Regions from separate parts of the Mus musculus genome. Here region 1 is linked to region 2. Evidence: chromatin loops called from intact Hi-C (ENCODE). Cell type or tissue: left cerebral cortex. All regions are shown on one strand. Links, peaks and the distances in the headings refer to the core of each region. The heading gives the core; the rest is flanking DNA. Region 1 overlaps Epb41l2 (erythrocyte membrane protein band 4.1 like 2). Region 2 holds the start of Epb41l2 (erythrocyte membrane protein band 4.1 like 2).

What was found. Hi-C counts contacts between places; a loop is a spot of excess contacts. Peaks named below come from ENCODE experiments on the same cell type or tissue, not always from the same donor. Only the 100,000 strongest peaks of a DNase experiment are listed, where the experiment ranks them.
Region 1: a loop joins it to region 2, with 2.2 times the contacts of the local background. A loop is called at or near these places in 6 of 42 quality-filtered maps.

Annotation. Positions count from the first base shown.
Region 1 is chr10:25,407,388-25,422,533 of GRCm38, reverse strand. All of the region lies in intron 1 of Epb41l2 (erythrocyte membrane protein band 4.1 like 2), which reads right to left. Among named protein-coding and RNA genes, the nearest start is that of Epb41l2, 55 kb to the right of the region's middle. In left cerebral cortex, for the core only: a CTCF peak has its summit at 7,132; a DNase peak (open chromatin) is centred at 7,127.
Region 2 is chr10:25,352,337-25,367,482 of GRCm38, reverse strand. Epb41l2 (erythrocyte membrane protein band 4.1 like 2) reads right to left here and starts at 7,685. Exons shown (of 20, transcript NM_001199265.1): 1 at 7,502-7,685. In left cerebral cortex, for the core only: a CTCF peak has its summit at 6,819; DNase peaks (open chromatin) are centred at 6,671, 6,879, 7,065, 7,706 and 1 more place; H3K4me3 peaks cover 2,423 bases; H3K27ac peaks cover 1,704 bases.

The DNA.
Region 1 (15,146 bases), core at 5,840-8,339, 55 kb before region 2:
GTGGCTTCATAAAATGAGTTGGGTAGAATACCTTCTACTTCTATCTTGTGAAAAAGTTTGTGCAGAACTGGAGTTAGATCTTCTTTGAAGGTCTGATAGAACTCTGCACTAAACCCGTCTGGTCCTGGGCTTTTTTTGGCTGGGAGACTATTAATAACTGCTTCTATTTCTTTAGGGGATATGGGACTGTTTAGAAGGTCAACTTGATCCTGATTCAACTTTGGTACCTGGTATCTGTCCAGAAATTTGTCCATTTCGTCCAGGTTTTCCAGTTTTGTTGAGTATAGCCTTTTGTAGAAGGATCTGATGGTGTTTTGGATTTCTTCAGGATCTGTTGTTATGTCTCCCTTTTCATTTCTGATTTTGTTAATTAGGATTTTGTTCCTGTGCCCTTTAGTGAGTGTAGCTAAGGGTTTATCTATCTTGTTGATTTTCTCAAAGAACCAACTCCTCGTTTGGTTAATTCTTTGAATAGTTCTTCTTGTTTCCACTTGGTTGATTTCACCCCTGAGTTTGATTATTTCCTGCCATCTACTCCTCTTGGGTGAATTTGCTTCCTTTTTTTCTAGAGCTTTTAGATGTGTTGTCAAGCTGCTAGTATGTGCTCTCTCCCGTTTTTTCTTGAAGGCACTCATAGCTATGAGTTTCCCTCTTAGAAATGCTTTCATTGTGTCCCAAAGGTTTGGGTACGTTGTGGCTTCATTTTCATTAAACTCTAAAAAGTCTTTAATTTCTTTCTTTATTCCTTCCTTGACCAAGGTATCATTGAGAAGAGTGTTGTTCAGTTTCCATGTGAATGTTGGCTTTCTGTTATTTGTTATTGAAGATCAGCCTTAGTGCATGGTGATCTGATAGGATACATGGGACAATTTCAATATTTTTGAATCTGTTGAGGCCTGATTTGTGACCTATTATGTGGTCAATTTTGGAGAAGGTACCATGAGGTGCTGAGAAGAAGGTATATCCTTTTGTTTTAGGATAAAATGTTCTGTAGATATCTGTCAGATCCATTTGTTTCATCACTTCTGTTAGTTTCAGTGTGTCCCTGTTTAGTTTCTGTTTCCATGATCTGTCCATTGGTGAAAGTGGTGTGTTGAAGTCTCCCACTATTATTGTGTGAGGCGCAATGTGTGCTTTGAGCTTTACTAAAGTTTCTTTAGTGAATGTGGCTGCTCTTGTATTTGGAGCATAGATATTCAGAATTGAGAGTTCCTCTTGGAGGATTTTACCTTTGATGAGAATGAAGTGTCCCTCCTTGTCTTTTTTGATGACTTTGGGTTGGAAGTCAATCTTATCAGATATTAGGATGGCTACTCCTGCTTGTTTCTTCATACCATTTGCTTGGAAAATTGTTTTCCAGCCTTTCATTCTGAGGTAGTGTCTATCTTTTTCTCTGAGATGAGTTTCCTGTAAGCAGCAAAATGTTGGGTCTTGTTTGTGTAGCCAGTTTGTTAGTCTATGTCTTTTTATTGGCGAGTTGAGACCATTGATGTTAAGAGATATTAAGGAAAAGTAATTGTTGCTTCCTGTTATTTTAGTTGTTGAAGGTGGCATTCTGTTCTTGTGGCTGTCTTCTTTTAGGTTTGTTGAGGGATTACCTTCTTGTTTTTTCTAGGGCGTTGTTCCTGTTCTTGTATTGGTTTTTTTCTGTTATTATCCTTTGAAGGGCTGGATTCGTGGAGAGATAATGCGTGAATTTGGTTTTGTCGTGGAATACTTTGGTTTCTCCCTCTATGATAATTGAGAGTTTGGCTGGGTATAGTAGCCTGGGCTGCAGTTTGTGTTCTCTTAGTGTCTGTATAACATCTGTCCAGGCTCTTCTGGCTTTCATAGTCTCTGGTGAAAAATCTGGTGTAATTCTGATAGGCTTGCCTTTATATGTTACTTGACCTTTTTCCCTTACTGCTTTTAGTATTCTATCTTTATTTAGTGCATTTGATGTTCTGATTATTATGTGTCGGGAGGAATTTCTTTTCTGGTCCAGTCTATTTGGAGTTCTGTAAGCTTCTTGTATGTTCATATGCATCTCATTCTTTAGATTTGGGAAGTTTTCTTCAATAATTTTGTTGAAGATGTTTGCTGGACCTTTGAGTTGAAAATCTTCATTCTCATCCACTCCTATTATCCGTACGTTTGGTCTTCTTATTGTGTCCTGGATTTCCTGGATATTTTGAGTTAGGATCTTTTTGCATTTTCCATTTTCTTTGATTGTTGTGCCGATGTTCTCTATGGAATCTTCTGCACCTGAGATTCTCTCTTCCATCTCTTGTATTCTGTTGCTGATGCTCAAATCTATGGTTCCAGATTTCTTTCCTAGGGTTTCTATCTCTAGTGTTGCCTCGCTTTGAGTTTTCTTTATTGTGTCTACTTCCCTTTTTAGGTCTAGTATGGTTTTGTTCATTTCCATCACCTGTTTGTATGTTTTTTCCTCTTTTTCTGTAAGGACTTCTACCTGTTTGATTGTGTTTTCCTGTTTTTCTTTAAGGACTTGTAACTCTTTAGCAGTGTTCTCCTGTATTTCTTTAAGTGATTTATTAAAGTCCTTCTTGATGTCCTCTACCATCATCATGAGATATGCTTTTAAATCTAGGTCTAGGTTCTCAGGTGTGTTGGGGTTCCCTGGACTGGGCGAAGTGGGTGTGCTGGGTTCTGGTGATGGTGAGTGGTCTTGGTTCCTGTTAGTAAGATTCCTCCGTTTACCTTTCGCCATCTGGTAATCTCTGGAGTTAGTAGTTATAGTTGACTCTGTTTAGAGATTGTTCTTCTGGTGATTCTGTTACCGTCTATCAGCAGACCTGGGAGACAGATTCTCTCCTCTGAGTTTCAGTGCTCAGAGCACTCTCTGCTGGCAAGCTCTCTTACAGGGAAGGTGCGCAGATATCTTGTATTTGGACCTCCTCCTGGCCGAAGAAGAAGGCCCAAAACAGGACCTTTCTCAGACACTGTGTTGCTTTGGCAGTTCCCAGGTGGTACAGACTCTCACCTAAGCAGACTAAATTCCTAAGTTCCTTGGAGTCCCGGGACCAAGATGGCGACCGCTGCTGCTGTGGCTTAGGCCGCCTCCCCAGCCGGGTGGGCACCTGTCCTCCGGTCCGGAAGGTGGCCGGCTGTCCCCGGCCCACACAGGGTGCTGCCTCAGCGCCTCTGTGCTTCTGCCTGTTCCAGAAGCTGTCAGGTTCTCTGGCGCACCCTCTCACCTGTTCAGACTAATTTCCTAAGTTCGGCGGGTCTCGGACCAAGATGGCGACCGCTGCTGCTGTGGCTTAGGCCGCCTCCCCAGCCGGGCGGGCACCTGTCCTCCGGTCCGGACGGTGGCTGGCTGTCCCCGGCCCACACAGGGTGCTGCCTCAGCCCCTCTGTGCTTCTGCCTGTTCCAGAAGCTGTCAGGTTCTCTGGCGCACCCTCTCACCTGTTCAGACTAATTTCCTAAGTTCGGCGGGTCTCGGATGGCGACCGCTGCTGCTGTGGCTTAGGCCGCCTCCCCAGCCGGGCGGGCACCTGTCCTCCGGTCCGGACGGTGGCTGGCTGTCCCCGGCCCACAAAGGGTGCTGCCTCAGCGCCTCTGTGCTTCCGCCTGTTCCAGAAGCTGTCAGGTTCTCTACTACACAACTTTCAAACCCTACTATTTAGATAAGCGCAGGTGCAGTTAAGCACGGTGTGAGTGTGTAACTGCAGGAGTTATGGACGAAGAACATAAACTCCTCTGACAATACTCATCCTGAACAACCACCTCCACAACAGAAGGAAATAGGCAACTGTCAAAGGAGGAGCTTGCAATGTTACCTGAAACCCTGAAGGCCAGCCTGTGCCTACACACACAATCATCCCTGAGCTAAACCAAAAAGCTGAGTGACTCTGACCCTGGTCCCACGCCTGCAGACCTGTGCTGGTGCCACTGTTTAAAGTCAACAAAGCGTTTGACTCAGCACGGTGACCCTGCCTGCTTCAGGAGCAACTCTCCCAAATCACAAGCGTCCTCACTTTGATTTCCAAGTCTCTGCAAGCAAGCACTTAACAACTCACTTCATACTACATAAGGCTCAGAGAAATTCAATAACTTCCCTTCGTGGCACGGAATGTAGATCCCATGGTAGCTAACCGTCAGACTTGGGTTTCCACAAGTCGGCTGTGGAATTCTGCTTCAGAATCCTGACCACTGAATGTGGAGTAGAACCTTAGCCTATTTTATGTGAGGCCTTTTAATATTGCACTGTGGTTCTTGCATAAGTCCACACACCTTAAACCCCAACTCTCTAACCAAGCACGGCCCCACCTCCCTACCATTCACATTTGGATACAGACATTTCCACAAACAGGACTGCTCTAATAAATTTTCTCAAAAGCATTTTTAGATATATGCAATACATTATAAAATATGGGGGAAAACAAAGCCACAACCTGAATGAGCATGTATGTGACAAATGTCTACCACACAGAACATGTGAAGGAACATGAAACCAAACTCAAAATCTGGACAAGTGTTGAAAGACATTTCTCACAGTATTTACTAAAGGCCAATCACAACACGAAAAAAGTTTGAGATTACTCATTATAAAATCAAATTCACTTTGTAATAGTTCTTCACACCCACTGGGATAGCTGTTTTAAGAAAAATGAAGATGAAAAGTTATTTGAACAGTGTTAGTGTGTAATCCCAGCACTTGGAAGGTGGACCAGGCGCTAAAGACAAGTCTGGAGTACAAAGCAAAACCATACCTGAAAAATAAAGCGAATATGCACATGCCTGTGTGTGTGCACGAGAACGCACATACATACACACGGTGTTCATGCGGATCTGGGAAACCTAGAGCCTGAATGCTCTGCTGATGGCAATGGGAAATGGCGGTGCAGGCTCAGGGAGGGGGTAGGAGTTCAGGATGTGCAAGGTTTCTTCTATGCAAGAGGAAAGGGTTTCAGGTTCCACAACATCTTTGGCTGTAGTATACAAACAATGTAGAAATCCATGTAAAGAACCCAGGATGGGCAAGGACACACAGTAGAAGCAAGGACCAAATAGAAAGCTGTGCAATAGGCAAAAGCAGAAAAGTAAGGGGCATCCTACTGGACAGATCCTTGCTCAGTTGTGTGCACTGAAGGCTCAGGGCTCACTGAAGAAAATAAGGGAAAAGATTCTAAAAAGGCAGGGGAATGGGAATTTTGCTTTGAGATTGTCTCTCAGGAAGTTATACCCTCCATGTCTCACCAACATGGCAGTCTAAACATAACCTGAGCAGGGACAACACCCACAGATGTGCTAATGTTGAAGCAGGAAAGTTCTTTAAGCCTCAACCCTAAACTCAGATCTACAGGCAACGACAGAACGCTGAGAGTGGGAGACACAGTCTTCCCCAGCGAAGAACACAGCAACTGAGTATCCCACACCAAACAGTTAGCCCTGTAAACATATATAAAAACATTATTTTATGGACTAGGCAGGCTGTGTGTGTGTACATCAGCAATAGAGAAAACCGCTATGAATCTGAAACAGAGAGGAGGTACAAGGGAGGATCTGGAGAGAGGAAAGGGAATGGGGAAATGATATAATCTAAACGTTTTTAAAAATTATAATGAAAAAGAAGACAAGATCTACGCAAGCTTAAGCTTGTTAGTACTGCCTTTGGAGGAGGAACTGAGGTTAGATAAGAAAATAAGGTCTAATCTATAGTTTCTGAAGAACTAGAGAAGGAAGTAATAAAGAAATCTGCTCAGTGTTGCACTGTTCTAATGAACCCGCTCCTTTGTTGTTTAAAACACAGAATTAAAAACACAAGCACGTCCCAATGTTGGACATCAACATTAAAGTCAGCCATGAACAAACTCACCTATGTGAGATCTGTGAAATAGATAAACTCAGCAAATATCCAACTAACAGAATGGTGAGAAGAATGTGGCCAAAGAGATTGGGAACAGGGGTGGGGGGTGACAGAGGGCGGGAGGGGGAGGCATTTAAATAGCTGAGCAGCAGAGCCTTTCACGGAAACCATTATCACAGGAGGAACAGTGGGGATGTGAGGGAATACATTCAACTTTGGATTGGGTATCAATGAAACAGAGACAACCATACGTGGAGGTAAACTGAAATCAGACAATTATTCAATTAACCTGCAAGACAGGAGAAGAGGGGAAAACCGATGAAATAGAAAACAAACGGCAAGACAGTGCCCACCCACATTAAGAACTACATGCAATCATCTAAAGGCACCAATGAAAAGACAGAAAGTGTTATGGTGAACGAGAAGGCAAGAGCCAACTTTATGTTATGTACTGCAAACAAAAGCCAAGGCTTAGCTGGCTCAGGCAAAGCAGAAGCCATGTCCCCAGGTAACGGAGGCTGCCATCCACTGAGCCAGGGAAATCAGTACCAAGATCAGCCTCAAGACCCAGAGTGCCGTGAAGGGGAAGCTGCACAAACAGGTTACTTCAAGGCAAAACTGTCTGATTACATTATGGAGATGGTAGTCCAAAAACTGGACTGAAGCAAATGACAAAAAAACTGTTTCTAAGAACAATACAGTTCAGTTTACCATTTGCCTTCATAGTTATTAGATAAACTCAGCTCTGCTACAAAGGAATGTGCTAGTCCAGTGGTTCTCAACCTGTGGGCTGTGACCCATTTTGGGAGTTGAGCAACCCTTTCACAGGGGTCCCACATCAAATATTTACATCAAGATTTGTAACTGCAGCAAAATTACAGTTATGAAGTAGCAACAAAAATAATGCTGTGGTTGGGAGTCAGCACAGCACGAGGAACTGTAGAGATCCTTCCTGACTGCTCTAGTCCGAAACCTTCTGAGAGCAGCACCGCTGACAGCTACAAGTCTTCACGGGGACAGGAGAGACACAGCTATGGTCCTTCCCCTTCCCATTTCTAGCACTAGACCTGAAAAAAGGAATTCCAGGGCTTCTCCAAATTCATAGGAGCAAAAATGTCAACAACGAAACCTCTGAGGGAGGTGGCACCCTCTGAGGATGGGATAGATATTCCATCAGAACCTGATGGTCTCACTGATCAAGACCTCAGTTCTGTACAGAATTCCTTATCTCAGAAAACACCCAGAGCGGCTTCTTCTTCCTTTCTACTGAGAATTACCAAACACCTGCAAGTAGAAATGAAGGTGCAATTCCCGCAGCAGCCAGACAGGGGTGTCCTAGGCAAGCAAGCGGATGTACAGAGGGCCAGCATGTGAACAGGCCGTCTACCACTGCTTTAGTCCTTTCCCACCTCCTTCATCTACCACATTAGTAACATGGCTCCACTGTGGCTGTCTTCAATGTAGACAGAAAATGTCACGCTAGTCATAGGAAGTCATATCATGCCTGATATGTAATGGGTGAGTAAAAGAACATTTGATGAATTTATAAGCAACGGCATATAATCATGGAGTAAAGGCTACTACTAGCTCCCCATTCTAAAGAAAGCACACCAAGACTCAATGCGTTCCTGCCTCTCCATCCAGGCTAACTGCTGTACACCCTCTTGTATTTCTACCACTGATTACATTGTCATTTCTTAAGTCTTACTACCAGTGTCTTGAGAACTCAGCAGCTCTGTCTTCTTGAGGTTGCATCTCAGCCCACCACATGGAAAGAATGGACATAAAAGTGCTTTGTACTGAACAGCAGCAATTACCAAAGTCAGCTCCTCAAATGGCATCCCAACTTCCCATTGTTTCTCTCCAGGAATTCACTGCTAGAGACTTTACTGATAGACAGCTTGAAGTTGTCTTTAAAGTAAGTAACATAAAAAACAAAGAACTAATGACATTGCAGTAATGCCAAGACTATTGATAAAACTTCAAGGATTATTTTTATATTTACCTAAAATTATACACAAGATTGTGTGTGTGTGTGTGTGTGTTCATGTTCACATGTGTGTGGTTGTATATGTGTACATGTGTGTGTTAAAGGAAATTAAGCTACTTGAACTGATAATGCTCCCGACAGACAAAAAAAAAAAAAAAAAAAAAAAAAAACAAAAAAAAACCAGCATGAGACAACTCCTTTCCAGTGGTTGATCAGGGAAGTCCACAGGACCCCCACAGTATTGTGGATTATGAATATGGTCTTGGTTGCCTCCCAGGGGTTGAGAGTGACACCTATAACTGAAGATCACACACAGTTAGGGTACAAGACTTCAGCTAGATCTGACCTAAATCCTCCTTCTGAAGTCTGACTTCCTTGGCACCTGAAGATAATTCTATGCAGGCTGCCAAGGGAGGAAGCAATTAATAGTTCCTCCCCACTGCCTTCCACTGCCCCTCCACAGCCCTCACGCCCTTCAACTCCAGCCACACACCAACTTCTGCAACAAGAAATGCATCTCCATGCTCCCATGTGCATTAATGCAAACCTTTATCTTAGGTCTACACTGTCCAGTTCTCATGACTACATTTAAAAACAAACAAACGAACAAAAAATACAACATGATCTTCCAGATCCAAGACTGAAAATAGGCACTAAGTGAACAAATGCAGCAATGAATCTACTACTGATTTTTCAGTTACAAAATATGTAGAATGACACTTGGGCCTGAGTGGACCCCAATAGTTGATTGTGAATTGATGGTACATATACAAATAACAAAAGCCATGAAACAGAAATCTAGATGACAAACACCACCAGCTAAATCCACCACTAGCACCACTCTCTCTGCACCCCCTCTTTCTCTGCCCCCTCTCTCTCTGCCATCCACACCCTATGAACCACACAACCAGTGTGCAAAGATTTGCCCTGGAGAAGTAAGGGCTTGTATGTGTGTTCTGAGGTGTACACGTGTACACACACACACACACACACACACAGAGGTAACCTCCCCTTTGCCCTACTTGTATAAACCTTTCCTCCCTCATGGTCAACACTAATCTGATGATTACATATTCAAGAGGTATGGTATGGAAATAACTGGGAACCATACCAGATCTTCCCTAACAATCCTTTCCTATTCTCCTTGGTAATTTCAGTTTGACCAACTAGACTAAACTAAACGGCAAAGTTTTAACTCAATAAGGAATCTGCTTTTTTCGGTTCTGTTTCTATAGAAAGCTAAGCATCCTTGCTCTATCCCAAGTAAGGAAATAAGGAAATTCAGGTTACTTTTCTCTTCCATAGACCATTGGCCCCAGAATCTTTAAGTGCCCTTCAGTGACTAGTGGATCAACTTGGACCCCAAGTTATACAAGAACACCCATAAAAAAGAAATTCTAATTTTGTCACGGAGTTGATTTGAACAGGATCTGCCTATACAATCTTTTATTTACTTTTTAAAGAAACTGATGGAATATCATGACATGGGGCTTGAAATCAGGACAACCTGGCACAGCTGATGCCCAGATAGACACAAACACTGTTAACCCCCATGTCCAAATAACAAGCGTCAGATCACATTTGAACCAGCCCTTGAAAATCTGCAAATCATCTCTCCAGGCCAAGTTAAGGCTATGTGATCTGATCTCTATTTCAATGGTTCCTTAACAGAAAGGACCTGCTCTATGTCTATGATCTCAGAAAACTTCCAGAATGGTAGCCTAGCCCTTTCTGTGCCATAACTGTAATCAATTAACATAGACACCTGTTACCAAATACAAGCTTTCAAATGAAGTTAATGTTTCCAAACACTAACTCTACCTGTAGAACACAGATTTTTTTTTTAATTGCCCTGTTCTGTCAAAGGTAGGTAAGTTTAAAAAGAGAATGCTGCTGTGTTAATACACACATGCATACCTACAAACCAAAGACTAGGAATGTTTAACCAAAATGCGAGCTGCTAATTCCAGAAATATGGGCACTGGGAGATCTTGTTCTATTGTATTTTTCTATTACCAAGTTTTCTGTACATAATATGTGCTGATGCTGTAATAAGAAAAAAGGTAGGGTCATCATGATGGCTTAGCAGGTGAGGGTGCCTGCCACTAAATCTGATGTAGTGATAAACCTGGTAAAAGAGATACAACTCCCACAAGCTATCCTGATATACACAGACATACACACAAATAGATAAAATAAATGTAATAACAATTTATATATAATACACAATCCTTGGAGATACACGGAGTCTTCTCCCTTTGTTTTCCTCCCACTGAGAGTTTTAGAGGCAGTAAAAAGAAGACTAAGGCTCCATCCTTTTACCAAATGGCACTGTTCCGTGTGCAGGAGATTTATCTGAACACAGAGGTGTATTCATGTGTTCTCTGAGCACAGGCACACAAACTGCTGGACTCTAAACGAACAAGGCTTCTGGACACTGTTACGCAGAGGGACTTTCAAAAGTCTCACTCATCTCAGCTGGATTCAAAAGAATGAAAGGAATTTCCTGCATTTTATTCAAGGCAATTTCCCAGAAGATTTTTGCTTCCAATTCTTTTGAATACATGGGTTAAAACCACTTGGCAAATAAATCCAAAGATATTTAAAGAGCAATACATATCAACATGATGAACTGAGAGTCCTTCTCAGGAGTCATTCTGTGAAGTTGGCCGCGGAGTCAGTCATCTGTGGTCACATCCAAGTGCTGAAGAAATCATCTGCTTTGGGACCACCCAAGAACACATAACACACATGTCCAAGGATGGAGAAAGTCTTTGTTTTGTTATCATATGACAAGTGCTATTGTTTAGTTTTCTCTATGTCTCCATTACGATACCAACCACAATGCATGTACGATATAAGAACTTACTTTTCAGAACTGCAAAATGGCATCTGTAGAATGTCTCAAGGGAATAACAAAGGCACTTCTTTAGCCTGACAAAGAGCACTGTTTCCACTAAAAACAGGGCTGTTGACTTTTGGAGGGAAAAACCAGTAAAAATTTACAAAGCAGAACTAAAAATGCAGAATAACAGTCTACTGAGAAAAACTAAAACTACTAGGGCACAAATTTCCCTCATTTCAACATGGAACAGAGTTTAATTTAAAAAAAAAAAAAGAACAAAAAACACTTTTTATCTGCAAATGTGAAACTTACAAAGAAAAACTAACAACAACTTAAAAACAAAAGTTATCAGCAGAAATATTTTTTTCTCATCCACCACAGTGTGTGAGAGTCCGGTGCTGCTGAGGCAGCTACAGCAGCCTCCCAGGACACTTCCTCCCTCAGGACCACTTCATGAGAACCCAGTCAATGCTTCCTTCTACAGCTAAGGACACTAGGTGTCAAGAAGACCAAGTTTTAATTTCCAAATCCTTCACTTACCAGTTAGAACACTGACTTTTCAAGACTATGAACAAGGAGGAACATTTGAGTAGTTTAGAGACAACCCATTTTCAAAATGGCACAAGAGCATCCCTAAAACAGCACTAAAAATGTAGCTAGATTAATGCCTCTGGAAAAGAGAAATCAAGATATACTAACTCAGTCAACCGAGTAATATTTTCAAAATCCTATTAAGAGAGTCCCTTTAGAAATGAATCAGGAGGGCTGGTAGGCCCTTAGTGGTAAAGCACACACCTCCCACACCAAGCACAGGGCTTCTGGGGTGCATCTCCCAACAACAAAAAAGCAAAAGCAAACTAAGAAATGGGTTGGGAAAAAAACCAAGAGTGTCAGAGGTGGGAACCCGAATGAGGAAATGTCTGTACTCATAGTATGGGGAAATAGCACAGCGGGGAGATTCGATCACTCTCCTGTGTGTGCTAGAGATCATCCAGACAGTGCCCCAGACAGTGCCCCCAAAAGCTCTTCCACGGCCTGAGAGAAAAACTTCTATCACAACTATGAATAGACTAACGTACAAAAGTCACCCACAAGTAAACTGTTCTGCCTCTGTTTCATACAACTTACTGGTTAGCCCTACTTCCAGTCTTTCTAGAATATTGCTTCTCACCAGCCTTCCCCAATTCCAGTTCTGATGGAAATATTTGTGTCCAGAAAGCCTCAGTGACTAGTCACAGACAGCAAGTGGAGTTCTTCACCCAGAATGCAGAGGCCTGTAAGATGCTGGCTTGACAATCCTTTCTGACCTCGTTTCTCCCAGGCTGAATGCTATAGTTGAGCAGGTGAAAGCCACTTAGCCCCAAGGCTCACACCCTAGGCAAGACTCAGAGGCAGACAGCAGAGCTGAGCACCAGCCATCACCATCATCACTGAGTGGAGTCCCTGCCACCCATCTTTTACCCCACCCTTCCCCTCCTCTGGGATGCCAACTGTGCCCTCTACCTCTCAGAGCTTCTATGTACAAGTTATGCTTAAAGTTAGATTTTTTTTAAAGTGGGGACAAATGGAGGAAATTCAGTAGACCTCCATATTCAAGTAATTCTGTCAATTATGATCTTATTTTTCTGATATCCACGATAGTCATGTAATGATCCCATAGCTATATTAAATTAACTAGCACTTTCATGGCATGTACATTTTGTCTCATTTTAATAAGAAATTCTGTCATCTCTTAACTGTGCATTAGGACAGATGAGGAATGGCAGGTACAGATGATGGTTTGCAGGTGTAAGGTAAGCACTCTGGAGGTATAGGCAGGGCAATCAAAACCAGCGTAGACTATGGAGAGACCCCCTCTCAAAAAAACAGCAGTTGGGGGAGGAATGAAGGGAGCAGGTGTTAACTCTAAGGAAGGCAAGAGGAAAGAGGCAGTCTCTGAAATGAACCCTCGAATGGACCAGAGTATAGACCCTCTGAGTAACAAAAACAAACAAAACCATCCCAAAACACTTATTTTATAACTATTAAAGAATCTGAGAGACTTTGATGTAAGTACATGAGAGGTCAGCTTTTAAACGTTCTAAGAAAGGCAGAATGCCCCCACCCAAAGGCAACAGAGAGTTGCCATTTGTCCCTCTTTGCATGAAATGCTAGAAGGTAGTGCTGAACTGTGTTTCTGAATAAACTTACCCTCACTCCCTCTCATCTCAGATGAAGCTCATTCCTTTCCTGCATACAGGACAGTGCCTGGTATGGCTACACTACTGTAATACCAGCACTCAGGAAGCTGCAGGCAGGACAGGCCAACCTAAGCTACATAGTAGGACCTTTTAAAATGGATGGATGGCTAGATGGATGGATAAAAGATGGCAGGTACTTTTCCAACTACAGGAGTGCTGAGGCTCTCTCAGTGTGCAGCACTGGTTGTCAGAGCAGGACAGGGAGGTTTGTTCTGCACAAGCGCCTCAGGGAAGGCTGTGTTCCTGGCTGGTGTGGGCCAGCTCCCCAAATATAAAACAGAATCAATCCCTTTGGGCCTACCAATCAGCTGGACATCGGGCTACATCAAGAGAGCAGGTTTTACCTTAGGCCACTCTAGAGATGGAGGAATAAGTAGCTCTTTGTTAGACAATGTATCTTCCTTCCCAGCATCCCCACTCCTGGCTTTCCCAGGGTGCTTAGCGAGCCACAGCCATGCAGCCAGGCAAGCTAGCTGCATCTCCACATCACAGAATGTCAGCCTCACACTCTTCTGCTAGCTCTCTCTGAGTATGTGTTCCTCACAATGGCTTCCTTCTGTCCTTCTCTAAGCTGCCCTCCCTGCCTTGAGCTACTTGTCTGCCATGTAACTGACCTCCATACCATCCTAACTCAAACAGCATGGCTTCCTCTTCTTCATCTTCCGCTCACAGCAGCTGCCAAACTTTAGTTTGCTGACCTGCAGTTTCTCTTTAAGATCCTATTAAAACTGTCCTCAAACTTCATAGTCTGTTCTTCAACTATGGACCCAAAGAAGGGACCCAAATTTCCCTAATAAAAAAATCTTATCAAAGGTAAAAAGGTGCCTCGAAAGTGGGGGTACGCATTCTGGAAAGCAGTTATATCACAACTGAGCCACCATTAGACTCTTCTGGATCCCTCAAATATAACATGCAATGGCCACACAGAGCATTTAGGACATTGCTAAATAAAATACAATTTGTCGTCTAGAAAATCCAGTCAGCCTAACCACCAGAAAACCCAACTGGAACAGTGCCTCGGCCGCTTGCAGCTGGCTCCTCACTGGCTAGATACCTTCTCATGCTGCAACACAACAGAGCCCTTGAAGACCGAGTGCAGATGTGCACTCTGCTCTAGAAGAATAACGCCCTCAAGAACAAATGCTACTCACTCACTACCCATCACGCCATCAATCGCAGCATCCCAGGGAGAGCACAACTCACAGTATCCGTGGTGGAGCCCTAAGAGTGCTGGGAGCCCACACCTGCCGTCGTCTGCCACCACCTTGCTCGCCTGCCAGCCCTGAACAATCCAAGGACGCCTGGATTACGATAAACCCTTAAGCAGCAGTGCTGACACAATTCAGTCCCAGCGCTTAAGTCAGAGGCGGCACAGGCCAGGCCAGGAATAGTGCCACTAACACTAGGACCCAAAGATAAACACAAGCATCTCTAAGAAGCAGTGTTTCCTTCCAGTCACAAAATTAATTCCTGAGGTAGTTTACCTGTTTCTCCAGCCAAACAGAAAATATTCCCAAATGTGAGAGCATACACAACTACTAAGTATGATAAATCAACAAGCAAAAGATAATCAAGAGATGAGATCACTCTGGCAACAGAGTTTAGCACCAAAAACAAAGTTAAAACAAAAACATTACTATTCCCTTTCCTTTTTTAAAGGAAGAAATCGTGCTTGTGTACTGAAGACACATCTCACACATGGGCACGACCATGACGTGCCACAGCTGCTTATGCAATCAGTCATACCTGCTACACATCATGGTCAAGAAGTGGGGTACGGATGCCTCCAACAGCTACTCTAACAAGAAGCAATGTAGGGCTGTCACAGTCAATCAAAAGGAAGACTCTTTACAGTGGGAAAAAACAAAGTTTGGCATAGAGGACATACACATCTACCATCAGCTACATATAGTGAATTAGTAAGCAAAAACTATTCAAGGGAAATGAAAGAACTTAGGTTCATTATAAGAAACACTGAGTGCTGCCACAGGGGAAAAACAATTTTTTAGTTGTTTTCCCTATCATAACTAACCACCTGGCCTGCTGTAGTTGCCCAGGTGCTGCTTGTATCTTGATGTTAACTCTGCTTCCTCAAGAGGGGCTGCCCCAAGGAGGAGCAGATGATGCCCTCAGGTGATCCTTCTCACTGAACCTTCTCCCCATCCTGACTGGTCACATAAAGCTAAGGCAGATGGCTGGGCAGGGCAGGGGGGAGTACAGGAGGTCTCAGAGAGATGGAAGAAGAGAAGATGGTTGGA
Region 2 (15,146 bases), core at 5,843-8,342:
AAAGTTGTTTTTGAAAATGTAGAAGATACAGAAAATAAGACTTAACCCCATATCAAGCTGCTGCCTCAAAGGGTGAACTTTGGTTGCTCCGGTCTTTGACTATGACATCTGGTAATGATCAAAATGACCAAATAACCAGATAATTAGCTCACTGTGTCCAGAGATACAAGAGGTTGTCAGCCCTGTTTTGTGAGCATTCCTGTATGGTATACACACTGTCTTCTCTATCCTTTGTAAGTCATGTGACCCCTGTTCTTTCTCGGCATTTGAAGGTAAATCAGCACTGCTGGTCTCCACCTCCTCTCTTTTCTCACGAACTCTGCACTTCCTAAGACCACATGACAAACTGTTTTACAGACTGCTTTACAGTCTGAACTGATGGGCTGGTGCAAAGGATGAAATGAAAAGCATCACTTTAAAAAGCTAAACAACAGATAAATCAGGCTCAGTCGTGGGCTAAGGAAGTCTAAAAGTAAGCTTTAGAGGATGAGCAAATTGTTGAACAGTAAATGAGGAAGTCTAGAACCAAACCAGAAAAGGAACCATTCAACACCATGTCTGAGGGCTTACTGCACAGGGGACGCTGATCAACCATGACCCTGATAGTGACTCACAAGTGACACTTCACAGAGGGAGAGGCCCAATAGGAAGGAAAGCCCTACTGTAAGCAACATTCGCTGTAAGGTCACACAGCCTCATCTATCGTCAGTTCAACCACTGTTTAATAAAGGAATCAATCCAATAGTTGGTTCACACGATACAAATGAAGCAGTCTAGAGAAGAGTTTCTTAGCCTGTGGGTAGAGATTCCCAGAGCCTGCACATCAGATATTTACAGTCCGATTCATAACAGTAGCAAAGTTATAGATATGAAGTAGCAACAAAATAATTTAATGGTTGGGGTCACCTCAACATGTGGGTCACAGCATTAGGAAGGCTAAGAACCACTGCTCTAAAGGTAACATGAAAAGGAAATAGGGAAACTGAGTCAAAAGAGTTATCATAAAAAAATAACGCAAGCTCTGTCGGGCTGATGGTCCTCCCAGTAGAGGCAAATGGAACCAGTATTAATCACTGTCCTCCAAGTTTCCCACCCAAAATAAAAGCATTTATATTAGACTTCTGGTCTCATAATACTGGCAGATCCTTTAAAATTAAACACTACACTGGGGGAATATACGCCTGCAGGTTTATTTCACATATAATACAAGGTACTGGATCTATAAAGGTTAGGTTTTAGTGTGTTGTTTGCCAGAGCTTAAACAACCAGTAAAACACCCACTTACTAAGAGCCTTATTTCAACAACTACTTCAACTACAGAGAAGAGAACTTGAGAGACAACACAGGGCCCTTCAGACTCAGGACCCGTTACCTCTAGCAACACCACAAAAAGACTACATTCTTCCCGTCTTGTTGAAACCAGGTCCCAAGAGAACCACCATATACAGGGCACGTCCTGCATTATTTTTTAAAAATAGGCGAGAACAGGGGTCACAGAACAGAATGAAAATTCTAAAGATACTGTACTAAAAATAGTTTTTAAAAGGCATTCAAAGTATAAAAAATCCCAGCCCCATATCAGACTCTGCTTCCACACAGATAACTGGTTCCTGACAACTGCAGAAAATGTGCTTACCACAAGCAACACACTAGCTCTTTTCATAACCGAGCAAACAACTCTCACAGATGCCAGGCACTACGTGAAGCATTCTATAAACACTGGCTCATTTAATTCTCGTATCATTCTATGAAATAGGTACGATTTTCACTCATGCACACTCACACACACACACACACACACACACACCATTAAAGAAATGGCTTTGTAAAATATTTTGCCCAAAGTCCCTGGCAAAATGTCAGCCTAGCCAACAGCACCCAGCATGGACATGTTAGTGGCCTTCTCTAATTACAGTTCTACTTCAAGAAACTTCTGAGGAAACAAAAGCAGGCATTAAACTCACAGGTAACAATACAAGTGGATAAGATTGAATATCAGAACTCGGTTTCATCTTGACAACAGCATAGAGGGATCGGACTGGAGAATCCAATGGAAAGGAAGTAAGTACAGCGGGCAGAGGGGAAAAAAACAACAGTGACAAAGTACAACCTTACAACAAAAGGAGAGATAAGGAAATAGTGTCTCTGCAGACTCTGACTTCCTCATCGCCAACATTTAAGGTTAGGTCTGGGATGCAACTCAGCTATAGAGTGTGCGCTCTGGGTCAGACCCCAGCACCACATAAACTGGATGCTCAAGGTCCTCCTTGGCCACACACCACATTCAAGGTCAGCCTCCTCGTCTACACGAAAGCTTGTTTCATACAACAGTAATTATTACTTAAAAATAACTGCTGAATTAGATCAGCAATTTGAAGCCTCTTCTCATCACCCAAATATTCTCATATTCCTATTTTGTCTTTCTCTATGTCCCCCTTACCTCTCAACCTCTTCCCTGCACTCACTCAAACACAAACAGAAGCGCTCTTCTTACCACAGTCCAAGGCACACCCCAAGCAACACATTCTCACTAAGCTCTCGAGCCTCACATCAAGAGTATAAATTAAATTGTCTAAGCACTTCTGACCAAGTCCCCCAAGAGTGGAGGGTGTGTGTGTGTGTGTGTGTGTGTGTGTGTGTGTGTGTCTATTCTTAAAAAGTAGCCTCTTTGGATAATGGGGGATGGAGGGCAAAGAACAGTAGCAAATATAACTCACATCTGCATACCTTCACACTGCTGAGATGTAGGCACACACACTGTGGAACAATGGGTGAACTAGACACTGCTGTAAAACCCTGATGGAGTCAGCTGCAAAGCTCATCCAGAGACCTGGACACCCAACATGCCTGGATGGTAGATGAACCTACGTGCCATTTTTTAGTTCATCTTAAAGGGTGCTAAATGAAAAAAAAATGTTAAAATGTAAAAAAAAAAAATCAGTTATCTGAACGAAGCATACTTAACGTCACTAAGCATGTAAAATTAACTCAAGGCCCATTTGAGAGGGAAACCCAGAAGAAGTATGAAGGCACTGAGAGTCTATAAAGATCTGACTTGGGATTTGAGATGAAAACTCAAATAAAAAGTTTTCTTTTTTGTTAAAAAAAGAAAACTCAGAAAACCTCTCATTTTTTACAAAAATTCTAGTTATAATAAATGCTATTCAAACCAGGAAAACCATGTACAGATGATTTACAATCGTAAACATGAAAAACGCCCATCTAAGCCCCTACACCCATCCCAGACCCAATGATAAGAACAAGGGGGAACTGTGTCCAGCGCTGTTTCAAAAGTCAGTCCTCTTTATTATTTACATGATGTTTCTACATGAGCTACAACCAACCTCTATAAAGTTGTCTCAAGTTTTCAAAGCACACAACTGGAATCCTAGCAACTAGAAACTAGAGGACCAGAAGTTCAAAGCCAACCTCAGCTACACAGAAGGATATGCACCATTCTAAACTATATGAAACTCTGGGCTTTGTTGTTGTTTTGGTTTTTTGGAATTTTATTTGGTTAGCTGGTTGGGGGTTTTATTTTTGTTTTGTTTTGTTGTTGTTGTTGTTTATTGTTTGCTTTGTTTTGTTTTGAAGACAAGACCTTTCTACATAGCCCTGATTGTCCCGAAATTCACAACATAGACCAAGCTGACCTTGAACTCACAGTAATCTGCTGGCCCCTGCTTCCCAAGTGCTGGAATTAAAGGAATTAAAAATATACTCAAGAAGGTTGGAAAGACTGCTCGGCAGTTAAAGAGCACTTGCTGATCTTGCAGAGAATCCAGATTTGATTTCCATTACCTACAGAGCTTACAACTGCCCGTAACTCCAGTTCCAACAGAAGCAGCACCCTCGTTTGGTCTGTGTGGACATCAGGCACCCACATGGTACACATACATACGTGCAGGCAACATAATCACACACATAAAAAGTCAACCTTTAAAAATATACAAAAAAGGTTCCGTGAATTAATTTTCTACTACTGATTCACCATCTATCAGATATACTGTAAATATGTGGTGTGTATGTGTATTCCCTTCTATCTCATACAAAATACATGTACTTTGTAAAAAAAAACTACCCTCAAAAAGTTATAACTATTAATTTTTTCAAGATTTATTAGATAGTTTTCCTATTTCATTTCTAGCTTACTTGTGACCTCTCAGCAACTACACTACTAATAGGTGCTATAGTGGCCATGTCCGTTAGTTAATGATACACAGCAGTCATTCAATCTTAGATTTTAGTTTGGGACACTGCCCAGAGAGACAAATGATAGAAATCTTATGAATATTAAGTTACTGCTAAAACATAGTACTCCCCAAGGATGCTCTGTCTACAATCTGTGAAGGAATCATACAAGCCCCTATTTATTCAGGTCTTCCAAAGAAGCTAGAGATGTTTGTGTGGGAAGGGGAAAGGAACAGAGCTAAGAGTAGATTTGCTGACTCTTAAAAGTTCAGCCCTGAGATTCCAAGATTCTATAAAAGAGCAGTGAATTAGGGTTTGGCTAGTATTTGCTGACTATGGAAGCCAGAATAAACATTGACTTGAGGCTTTTAAATCTGTGAGAGTACCCAGTGGTTAGATACAGCAACTCTAATCTGGAGAGAAAACAAAACAAAACAAAAAACAAACAAGCAAAAGCAAATGTTTCTAAATAAAGGTGGGGCGGAGGGAAGAGGCACATTTCCTCTGTCTCCTCCAATAAACACTTCAGAGAAGCAACGTGCCCGTGCCGTGCGCTCGGTGAGAACGAGCTCCACAAACTTCTGCTGCCTTATTGAAAAAAGAAAAAAATCAACTAGCAATTCATATTTTTCAAGAATGTTTACCCACAGCTATCTCAGTCCAAGGAAAGAAAAAGCCCTTGCTTTACTGTGGAAAGGAAACAAAAATCAAACCTCCCACTATGTAAAATATGAGCCCCGCATTCCTAAATAATATGGCAAAGATACAGCCTCTGCAGGTCACCGGCCACAGCATTACAGGGTGACGATTCAGAGCACAACTAAATGCTAAGGGGAACTACACAGAACTGCTAGTTATGGAGAAAATTTACCAATAACTATTTTAGTTGAGGGCTGCCTTCTCGTCGTGACTATTTTTAGTTGAAAGTATGTGGTTGGGTAAGCCCATGTGGATATGGTTCTGATTTTTTTAATGTCTATTTTTTACATTCTGGTCACTGGCTAGGTTTTCTAAACTCGATTCTTTAGAACTGGTAATTTGAAAGAAGTAAACCCCAAGAACATTACATTAAAAAGCAGAAGATGCCAGGCTCACCAACTCAGGTCAGCTGAGTCCTCACAAACCTAAACACGGTCCCTCTCGCCCAGACTCACACGTTACATGAAATGCACACAAACAAAATGTCCTAAAGCCGTGTCTCCAGGTATAGCAAACTTCCGAGGTCCCTTATTTTTCTGTCTGCAGTTATTTTGGGGTGGGGGTGGGCATCCGTTCCTGGAAAGCTCCAAATGGGCTTCTTTCTAATTGGACCTAAGAATTCGGATTTTAAAGATCCATAATCAGTTACCGTAAAACATCCCACAGCAGCTTACATTTCTTACACAGAAACGTATCACTGAAAATCTATTGCACGGCGTTAAATAACAGCTGAGCTTTGGATTCCTTTTAACAGTCTCCCTCTCATTAGACTTCAAGAGAGCTGATGGCTCAATCCAGCCACACTTTTTTTTTTTCTTGCACACAGTGTCCTACTTCTACTAGAGGTAAATGAGTGAAGAACTGTTAGGACTAGATCCTTCTTACAGGGGATTGTTTTAAAGGAGAGGGGACCGTCCTCTCCTGTTAATGAGCAGCCTCTTGTTCTCAATAGGCAGTTTGCAAGCAAGACCACTGCTGACTTCAATGGGAATTCTGCCTCAGAAGTGGAGAACACAGAATAGGATTAAACTGGGCAAACTTCACACCACTACTTCAACTCCTCCAGCTCTCCAAAGGGTACAAAGACCTCTGAGGTTTGATGGTGGCTCTCAAACCAAATTATTGAAATGATCGCCCTAGCCCTAACAGGTGACATAGCCTTTCTCTCTCTCAAAGTTATGTCAAACTAGCAACCTGAGGGGGCTGCTGGTGCCTACCAAGATCCAGGATAACATTGCAAGGCAGCCCACCAGGGGCTGCAAGACAAACCAGATTTCTCACAGCAGGAGCCTGCAAACAAACTGAATAGCACAGGAAAACCTGTACAAGCACTGCAACTTCTAAACTTCATCTCCCACAGCCAAGAAACGGATCGAGTTTTCCTCAAATCCACGGGAATGTCTGACAGGGTAGACTAAAATGTTGCTAATGCAGCGTGATAAGGCAATGAAGAATACAGAGATAATGAACTCCCAGAAAGAAAGAAAGAAAGAAAGAAAGAAAGAAAGAAAGAAAGAAAGAAAGAAAGAAAGAAAGAGAGAGAGAGAGAGAGAGAGAGAGAGAAGAAAAGAAAAGAAAAGAAGAAAGACAGACAGGAAGGACTGAAGAAAAATGAGTGGAGAAAACTGAGACCGTTTTTGTTTTGTTTTGTAGCTAATCACAGAAACAAGAACATACTGCCCTGCACACCCCACATTTCACATGCAACAAAGTTCAAGAAACAGAGAGAATCTTGATTCCCAAAGGAGGAAATGTAAGTACAACTCCCCTAGATGCCACCGTGCCTACCACTCTCCCAGGAACCTTAAAAATCAGGGACAGCTGTTCAGGTGACAGATTTTCTGAAGGGCTTCCTCATTTTGTAAGGAAGCTCCACGGAGACCACTCCCCAAAATAAGACACCGGGGGAAGAGGGCGCTCTTCTAACTTCACCCCAAATAAATAAATAAAACTTGGCCCCGCCTGAGGCTGGCGTCTGGGGACATTTAATGACTAACGTCCACCGCAGACGTCTGGGGTTGAGGATGGGGGATCCCGAGATGCCAACCTCAACGCCACCGACTCGGTTATTTCCTCCTCGTAGCCCCTGACCTGCAGCTCACCTAAACTGCTCCCACCCCTCAGCTGCCAGCGCCGAGAAAAAGAAGCCATCGGGGGCGGATGGCCTGGTGTCCGAGCTGGAAGGCTCGCCGCAGAAAACGTGCGAGGGTGTCTGTCCTCAGCTCCAGACCGCACAGTGGGCGGCGGGGACAGAGGGTCGCCCGCGTTGGCCCGACCTGCGGCGCGCGTGGGGCTGGGTGGCTGGCGGGGCGCGCTCCCTCCCCGACTCCCGCAGAGCCCACGCGCGCCGCGGGCCCGCGTCTGGCGACCCTCGGGAGAGAGGGCGCGGCGAGCCCCCGGCACCCAGGATGGAGCCGCACGCCTCGGCAGGGCCGGGGCGCGAGAGCCCGGGGACGCCGCCGCGGTCCCCGCCCGGGAAGGAGAGAGACGGGCCCGCGGCCGCCCCCTCCCCCGCCCGGGATGGCCGTCCGGGCTTCCTGCCGGGGTCCGCTTCCCGCCTGCAGCGTGTCAGGACCCCGCCCGCCACTCCGCAGCCCGCTCGCCTCCTTACCCGGACACCGCCCCTCTCGAGCTTGCTCGCCCCGGGAACGCGTCCCGTTCCAGCCTCGGACGCCGCCGGCCCTCCGCACCCGCCGCCTCCACCCTCCTCTGGGTTTCAAATTGAAATTCCCTGACTGGGGCCGTCAGAGAACTCTCCGCGCAAGCCCCGCCCCCTCCTGGCGGAAGCCCCGCCCTCGTCCCCCGCCCGGCACGCCCCGGGCGCGGAAACCCCCGCGGGCAGGCCACGCCCCACGGCCAAAGCCACGCCCCCGGCGCCTGCTGGCGTGGGAGGGGGGCCTTCCCGAGGGGTTCGCGCGGCTCTCGGGCCCAGTGCCCCGCCGCAGGGGTGCGTTTCGCCCTCGGAGCGACCCTGGAGATAATGACAGCCAGTGCACGTGTGCGAGGCGTTCTTTCTGAGTATCTTGGCCTTAAATGCCCTCTCAACTTCGAAAAGTTCTTTCTTCGGAGTGCTTTCACTAACCAAACCTTCACTGGATGCCTTTTTCGTGGTAGACGGTAGAGCAGGTCCAGGAAACCGAATAAGGAAAGCCGGGTCCCCCCTCAGTCTGCAGTGAAAGAAGTGCTTTCACAGGATAGGCTTGAAAAGAATCCATTTATTCTTCCTGTGGGAGAGGCAGGAGAGATTGGGTAAACCCTGTGGAGGAGAGGCGCTTTGATGCTCAGCCTTACTAGTCAGGATATCTCCCGGCAGAGAATTGAGAACCTAGCTTGCAAAGTATAATGGGGATAAGGCAGTGACAAAAAATTAAAATAAAAAAATACACACACGTGATATGTATATATTATATATATGAATGATATAGATAGATAGATAGATAGTGGTAAGTTTTACACATTAGTACAATTAGACCTCAATCTCTTCTACTTATTTCATCTTTTCTGAGCATTGCATGTCAAGCTGTCAGAGTGGCAGCCCACTGCCTCCAGCATCTTCAACCCCACCCTGTGTTCTTCTAGTCATTTGCTTCCTCCCACCTCTAATAAAATCTTTAATGATTCACCTCTGCCAATTTCCTTCCTAAACATTGTAAAATTAGCAAGATCAAATTAACCATCAGTAGCAATGCCTTGCGTGTGGATACTTCCCAGGTAATGGCACACATGCAGGTGTTTTATCAGCTGGTTCCTCGCTATGAAAAGGGTACCTACATCAAAAAGAAAAGAGTTGGGGAAATAAATTACTTGCTAGAATCATCCTTGTAAATAATAAAATTATTGCTATAATAGCATTTGTTGTGTGTCAGGAACTTGAGTTGACTTAGTTGACTTCAGTCCCAGACGCTAAGAACACAAGGAGAGTTTGATAAGCTGTTTAATGAATACTGGAATCCTGATTACATACATTTCTAGCATAAAGAAGGCTTGGAATAATTGGTGTTGCTTTTCTGTTGCTATGAGGAAATGCCTGAAACAGATAACTTTGAAGAGATTTCCTCATGGCGCCATAGGCTTCTGTCCTTGGTCACCCAGTCCTTTACTTTGAATGGGTGGCAAGGTATCACGGCAGGGACCACATTGAGCAAACTACCTCATGGAATCTGAGAAGCAAGAATTGAGAGACTGAGGTCCTAATATACCTTCCACTGACATATACCCAGTGACCTAACCTCCTCCAACTAGGTCTCACATGCAAAAGTTCCCACCTCCCCACAGTATCATTAACTGGGGACCAAGCCTTTCAACCCAAGACCTTCAGGGAAATAATTAAGACCTGGTCCACAGAGGCAGCTCCCATAAACCAAACTTCAAGATCCAGTACTTTCCAAGACATTGAAATTAAATATCTGTAATTTGGATTCCATACTAAGAATAAGACATATTTCATTTTTGTTTGAGACAGATGTTCACCATGTTGATCATGTACTGGCTGGTTTGGTGTGTCAACTTGACTCAAGCTGGAATTACCACAGAGAAAGGAGCCTCCCTCGAGGAAATGCCTCCATGAGACCCAGCTGTAAGGCATTTTTTCAATTAGTGATCAAGGGGGAGGGCTTATTGTGGGTGGCGTCATCCCTGGGCTGGTAGTCCTGGGTTCTATAAGAAGGCAGGCTGAGCAAGCCAATAACATCCCTCCATGGCCTCTGCATCAGCTCCTGCTTCCTGACCTGCTTGAGTTCCAGTCTTGACTTCCTTGGTGATGAACAGCAGTATGGAAGTGTAAACTGAATAAACCCTTTCCTCCCCAACTTGCTTCTTGGTCATTATGCTTGTGCAGGAATAGAAACCCTGACTAAGACAACCACACTTGCCTAGAGTTCCTGGGCTCAAGTGATATTCCTACCACATGTAGCTAAGACTACAGTGCAGGTTCATACCACAGTGTTGAACCTGAGTTCAATACGTAAGTTTGGGGCCCATAAAACCTTGATCCACATAGTCCCAAAGGTGGCTTGATGAGGACCTGAAATCAGAAGCCAACATCCAGGTAGCAGCCAGGTATAGTACTGCAGGTGCTTATAACCCTAGCACTTTGGGGTCAACATTAAGGGATGAGTGAAGCTTGCAGACAAGTAGCCTAGGCCAAAACACAAAAGGACTAAGTTCAGAGGGAAAGCCTGCCTCAAAAGGAAGAAGACCAAAGATGATAGGACAATTGACACTCTTCTTGGGGTTTCAAATACAGATGAATGATTTTTAAAATACCAATGCAAACTTGTAAAATGAACATATGTATAAATAATAGAATATAATGTTATTATAAAAAAGATTCTTATATAGTATTCTCTGCTGCACACTGTGAGTCATTTCTACATGCTTTGTTGTTGTTGTTGTTGTTGTTGTTCAGGAAGAGATGCTGAGACAAGGTATCAAGCTCTTACGTAGCTTTTCTTGATGGTTTTATGTCAACTTGACAAGAGCTAGGGTCATTTTAGGAAAGGGGATCTCAATTGAGAAAATGCCTCCATCAGATTAGCCTGTTTGCAAGCCTGTGGTGCATTTTCTTGATTGATGACTGATATGGGAGGGCCCTGGTCATGTGCAGGGTCATCCCTGGGCTTGTGGTCCTGAGTGCTATAAGAAAACAGGCCATAGCCTGAAGGTGGCATGTATCTTTAATGTCAGCACTCTGGAGGCAGAGACAGGCAGAGCTCTCTAGGTCTATATACAGGACATCCAGGGCTGTGCAGAGAAACCCTGTCTCAGAGAGAGAGAGAGAGAGAGAGAGAGAGAGAGAGAGAGAGAGGAGGGGAGGGGAGGGGAGAAGAGAAGAGGGAAAGGGAAAGGGAAAGGAAAAGAGAAGGAAAAGAGAAGGAAAAGAGAAGGAAAAGAGAAGGAAAAGAGAAGGAAAAAGGAATTCAGGTTTTTACCCTGACTTCCTTCATTGATAGACTCTGATGTGAAAGCATAAACAGAAAAATTATTTCCTCTCTGTTTTTCTTTTGCTCTTGGTATGCTTTATCATAGCCATAGAAAGCTAAGTGGAGACAGGAGCTGATGCTGGCCGTGGAGTCTGCTTGTAGCAAAGGTTGGCTCCATTTTTTACAAGTCAGAGGAAGTACAGGCATGTGCCGTTGTACCCAGCCCTGTGTCACTTTTAAAGGATATTAATAAGATAATTATATCCATAAGTGCTTCTATGTGGGAGCCAAAAAGATTTGACTTGAAGAAATGATTTAATGTTATTAAAAAGCTATTACCTTTGTGTGTGTATGTGTGAGGGGGGAGGGGGGAGAGGCCAAGATGCTGGCTTTGGGAATTTCAATATCCATAAATAATCTTTGATCAAAACCACACCTCATTCCCTCCCTCAAACTCCTCCCCTAATCTCCCACCATGGCTTTTCTCTCTCAAAACCATGGCCTCTGTGGGAACAGGGAACAGGAAATAGGGGGTAAATGGAGGCAGAGTCCACAACTGTGCCCAGGATTCAGACTCCGAAGACCAGCATCAGAGTTCAGATCTAACTTTATTGTTTATTACATAAGCTAATATACAGCTTTCTAGCCAATTAGGCTATGTTTATATAGGCAAGGGCAAATCGGGGGCACAACAGATGTTTAACAGAAATCTGACTCGCCTGCCCAAAAGCCAGAGAAACAGCCACCGCCCTGGCCTAGGATCTATGTATCGTCTCACTGGCTTGCAGGGAACCATGTCAGATCCTTCACTGTGGACAATGGATCAGGACTATTCAAAGAGTCGCAGAAGCTTGTGGTGCCTCTCTCTCCATCCTATTTCTTCCGCTGCATTCCCCACAGCCTCTCTCCTTTCAAAGAAAAATGTTTCCTATTTTTAATTGTATGTGTATGGCTGTTCTGCCTGCGTGGATGCCTGGGTAGCATGTGCATGCAGTGCCCACAGGGGTCAGGAAGAGGTAGCAAATCCACAAGGAGGGGAGTTACAAGTAGTTGTAAGCTGCCGATAGCTACCGGGAATTGAACCCAGGTCTTCTGGAAGCAGCAGCCAATACTTTTAACCACCAGTCATCTATCTCGCTAGCCTTGTGGACTGTCTTTTTCATCTTCTTAAAGCTCCTGAGTGCACTTAGTCCTGCCACGGTTTACACTCGGACTAAGGGCCACTTACTAAGCAATAGGGCTGAGCTTCCAGACTGGTACCAGTTTGATTTCTCTGTGTCCTATGAAGCAGTGGAGTCTTAGCATCAAATTCTGAAGGGTAATTAATTGTCCTAGTTAGTTTTTATCAGTATAGCCCAGGAACCTAAGAAGAGGGAACCTTAATTAAAGAACTGCCCAGATCACCGTGTCCTATGACCACATCTGTATTGACTCAGCCCAGTGGAGTACAGCCTTAGGCAAGTGGTCCTGAGCCAGTTGATCATGAATCAGAGAGCTATCTAGTAAGCAGGATTCCTCCATGGTCTCTACTACAATTCTTGCTTCTAAGTTCCTAACCTAGTTCCTGTCCTGACTTCTCTCAGTGATTACATGGAAGTACAATCTGAAAAAAAGAAAAGAAAAATTCTTTTCTCATGCTACTTTTGGTCACAGCGTTTGTTACAGCAACAGGACAGTAAACTAAAACAGTAATGAAGAGCTATGGTAATAGAGTGCAGTGTTTGAGAGTCTATGGGACGGCACTGACAACTCAGAGGTGACAGAGAGGTGGCACAGTGCCTTTTGTTTAATAGTCAGTTGTGCTTGGGAGAAATGTTGCCCCACATATTATAGGATGTAGGCATACATTTTTTGCAACCTACTTTTAATGAACATTTAATCTCTCCTCTGGCCCACCACACAGAAGAGGTAATAAGAAAGTTATTAGGATATGGAGGAAGTGGACCTGTTCTTCTTTAGGGCAAGCTTGATCTTCTTTGGCAGCAGTTCAGTCCCATAACAAACACCAAATTCGACTCGGCAGCTGCAGACCAGCCAGCCCTCTTGGCAGGCAGACACCACACATGAACCAGCAGCTGTCGTTCAATCCTAAAGACACTGCCAGTCTGCAACCTCAGGAGCAGATCAATGTCTAGTGGAGATCAATAACACTACATAAGGCAAACCAATATACACATGCCGTTAATCGAGGCACGGTGAGGCAGAGAAAACTAAACCAAGGCTCAGTGCTCTTCTCCCTTTGTCTGTGGGGTCATATTTATACTCCTTCATCACGGGTCTTTGCATGTGTTTGGTATATCATCCTTTCACCTGTGTTTATTTCAGGAAAATATTCTTTCCTGTGTCTTTTCCTGCAAACTTCATTTTATTTTCCTTAACAGGTGAGTAGTGTTCCATTACGTAAATTTTCACCCTTTCTTCGTTAGTTTTCCGACATCTAGGCTGTTTTCATTCCCTGGCTATTCTGAGTAGAGCAATACTGAGCCTGGAGTAACAAGCTGGAGTCCTTGGGAATCTGCCCAGGACCAGCATAGCCTGGCACATGGTAGATCTGCATTTCTGAATAAGCCCAACTGATTCCCACACTTTGTACTCCTATCAATGGTGACTAAGTGTCCCCTTTCCCCCACATCCAGGGCAGAATTTGTTGTCATTTGTGTGGTTTTGTTTGGTTGTAGAACACAATTTTAATATGTTTAACTGTTGATATTCAATAAACAGATAGCTATTTTAAGATATATTTCATTGTTATGTCTCCCTTTTCATTTCTGATTTTGTTAATTTGGATACTGTCTCTCTGTTGATTTTCTCAAAGAACCAGCTCCTGGTTTTGTTGATTCGTTGTATAGTTCTTTTTGTTTCTATTTGGTTGATTTCAGCCCTGACTTTGATTATTTCCTGCCCTCTACTCCTCTTGGGTGTATTTGCTTCTTTTTGTTCTAGAGCTTTCAGGTGTGCTATCAAGCTGCTAGTGTAAGCTCTATCCAGTTGGTTTTTTGTTTGTTTGTTTGTTTTGTTTTGTTTTGTTTTAAGAGGGACTTAGAGCTACCAGATTTCCTCTTACCACTGATTTCATGGTGTCCCATACGTTTTGGTATGACGTGTCTTCATTTTCATTAAATTCTAAAAATCTAAATTAAATTCCATTTTTTATCTTAACCATTAGGATAAGATAAAAATCTCAAAGTAGTTAATTTGCATTTTCCTTGGGGCTAAGGGTGTCAAAGTTTTTGTAAATAGTTCCTAAGTCATTTAAAAAAACAAAAACAAAAACAAAACGCCTCTCTGTTCAGTTCCATGCAATTAGTTCCAACAAATTATTTGTCTTGCTGAGTTGCTTTTAGTTCTTTGTATGTTCTGGATGTTAACACTTTATGAGACATGTAGCTGACAAAGATTTTTTTCCCACATTCTATAGGCTGCCTCTTTGCTTGGTTGCTGTTGACTTTTACTGTACAGATGTTATTGTTTTGTTTTGCTTTGCTTTAATGTCCTGAGGTCCCACTTATCAATTGTTGGATTTAATCCCTGCACTACTAAGTCCTATCCAGAAAGTCCTTACATGTTTATGTAAGTCAAGGCATAGCCCCTACTTTTCTCCAGTAATAATTTCAGGGTATCAGGTCTTGGACTAAGATCCTAGAACCATTTGGTTCCACCACCACCATATAAGTGCTGGAATTGCAGGCACGAGCAGCCACAACCATCTCATGTGGTGCTGGGGATGGAACCCAGGGCTTTAAACATTTGTACTGGGTTATTTTTTAAGATTACATTCAGAAAGAAGTCTATAGCAACAACTAACATTCAGTTGTTTTCATGTGTGCGTATTTGCTTTATTAACTAGTTAATTATTTTATTGAATGTGTATTGGTGTTTTGCCTGCACATATATCTATGTATCACATGTGTGCCTGGTGCCTATGGAAATCAGGAAAAGGCATCTATGGAGGTCAGGAAAAAACACTGGGTCTCCTGGAACTGGTGTTACAGACACTGTGGGCTGCCATGGGGGGTTAGAAACATACCTGGAACCTCTGGAAAAGATAGAAAAACAGCCAGTGTTTTCACAGGTCCTCTCTCCAGCCCGCTTGCTTTTTTCTTTTTACTCATTCTTCTCCCTTTTTTTCTTTTCTTCTTTCTTTCTTTTTCTATTTTTTTTTCTTTTTGAGACACTCTTTGACTGTATTGCCCAGTCTAACTTCAGATTCATGATCTTCCTGCCTCAGTCTCTCAAGTGCTGTGACTGCCAGCTGCAAACACTATGTCCAGGTGTACAACATTCATTAGGACAAGCAGACTCAGTGAGGACCTGGCAGACTTGAGAGGAATATGT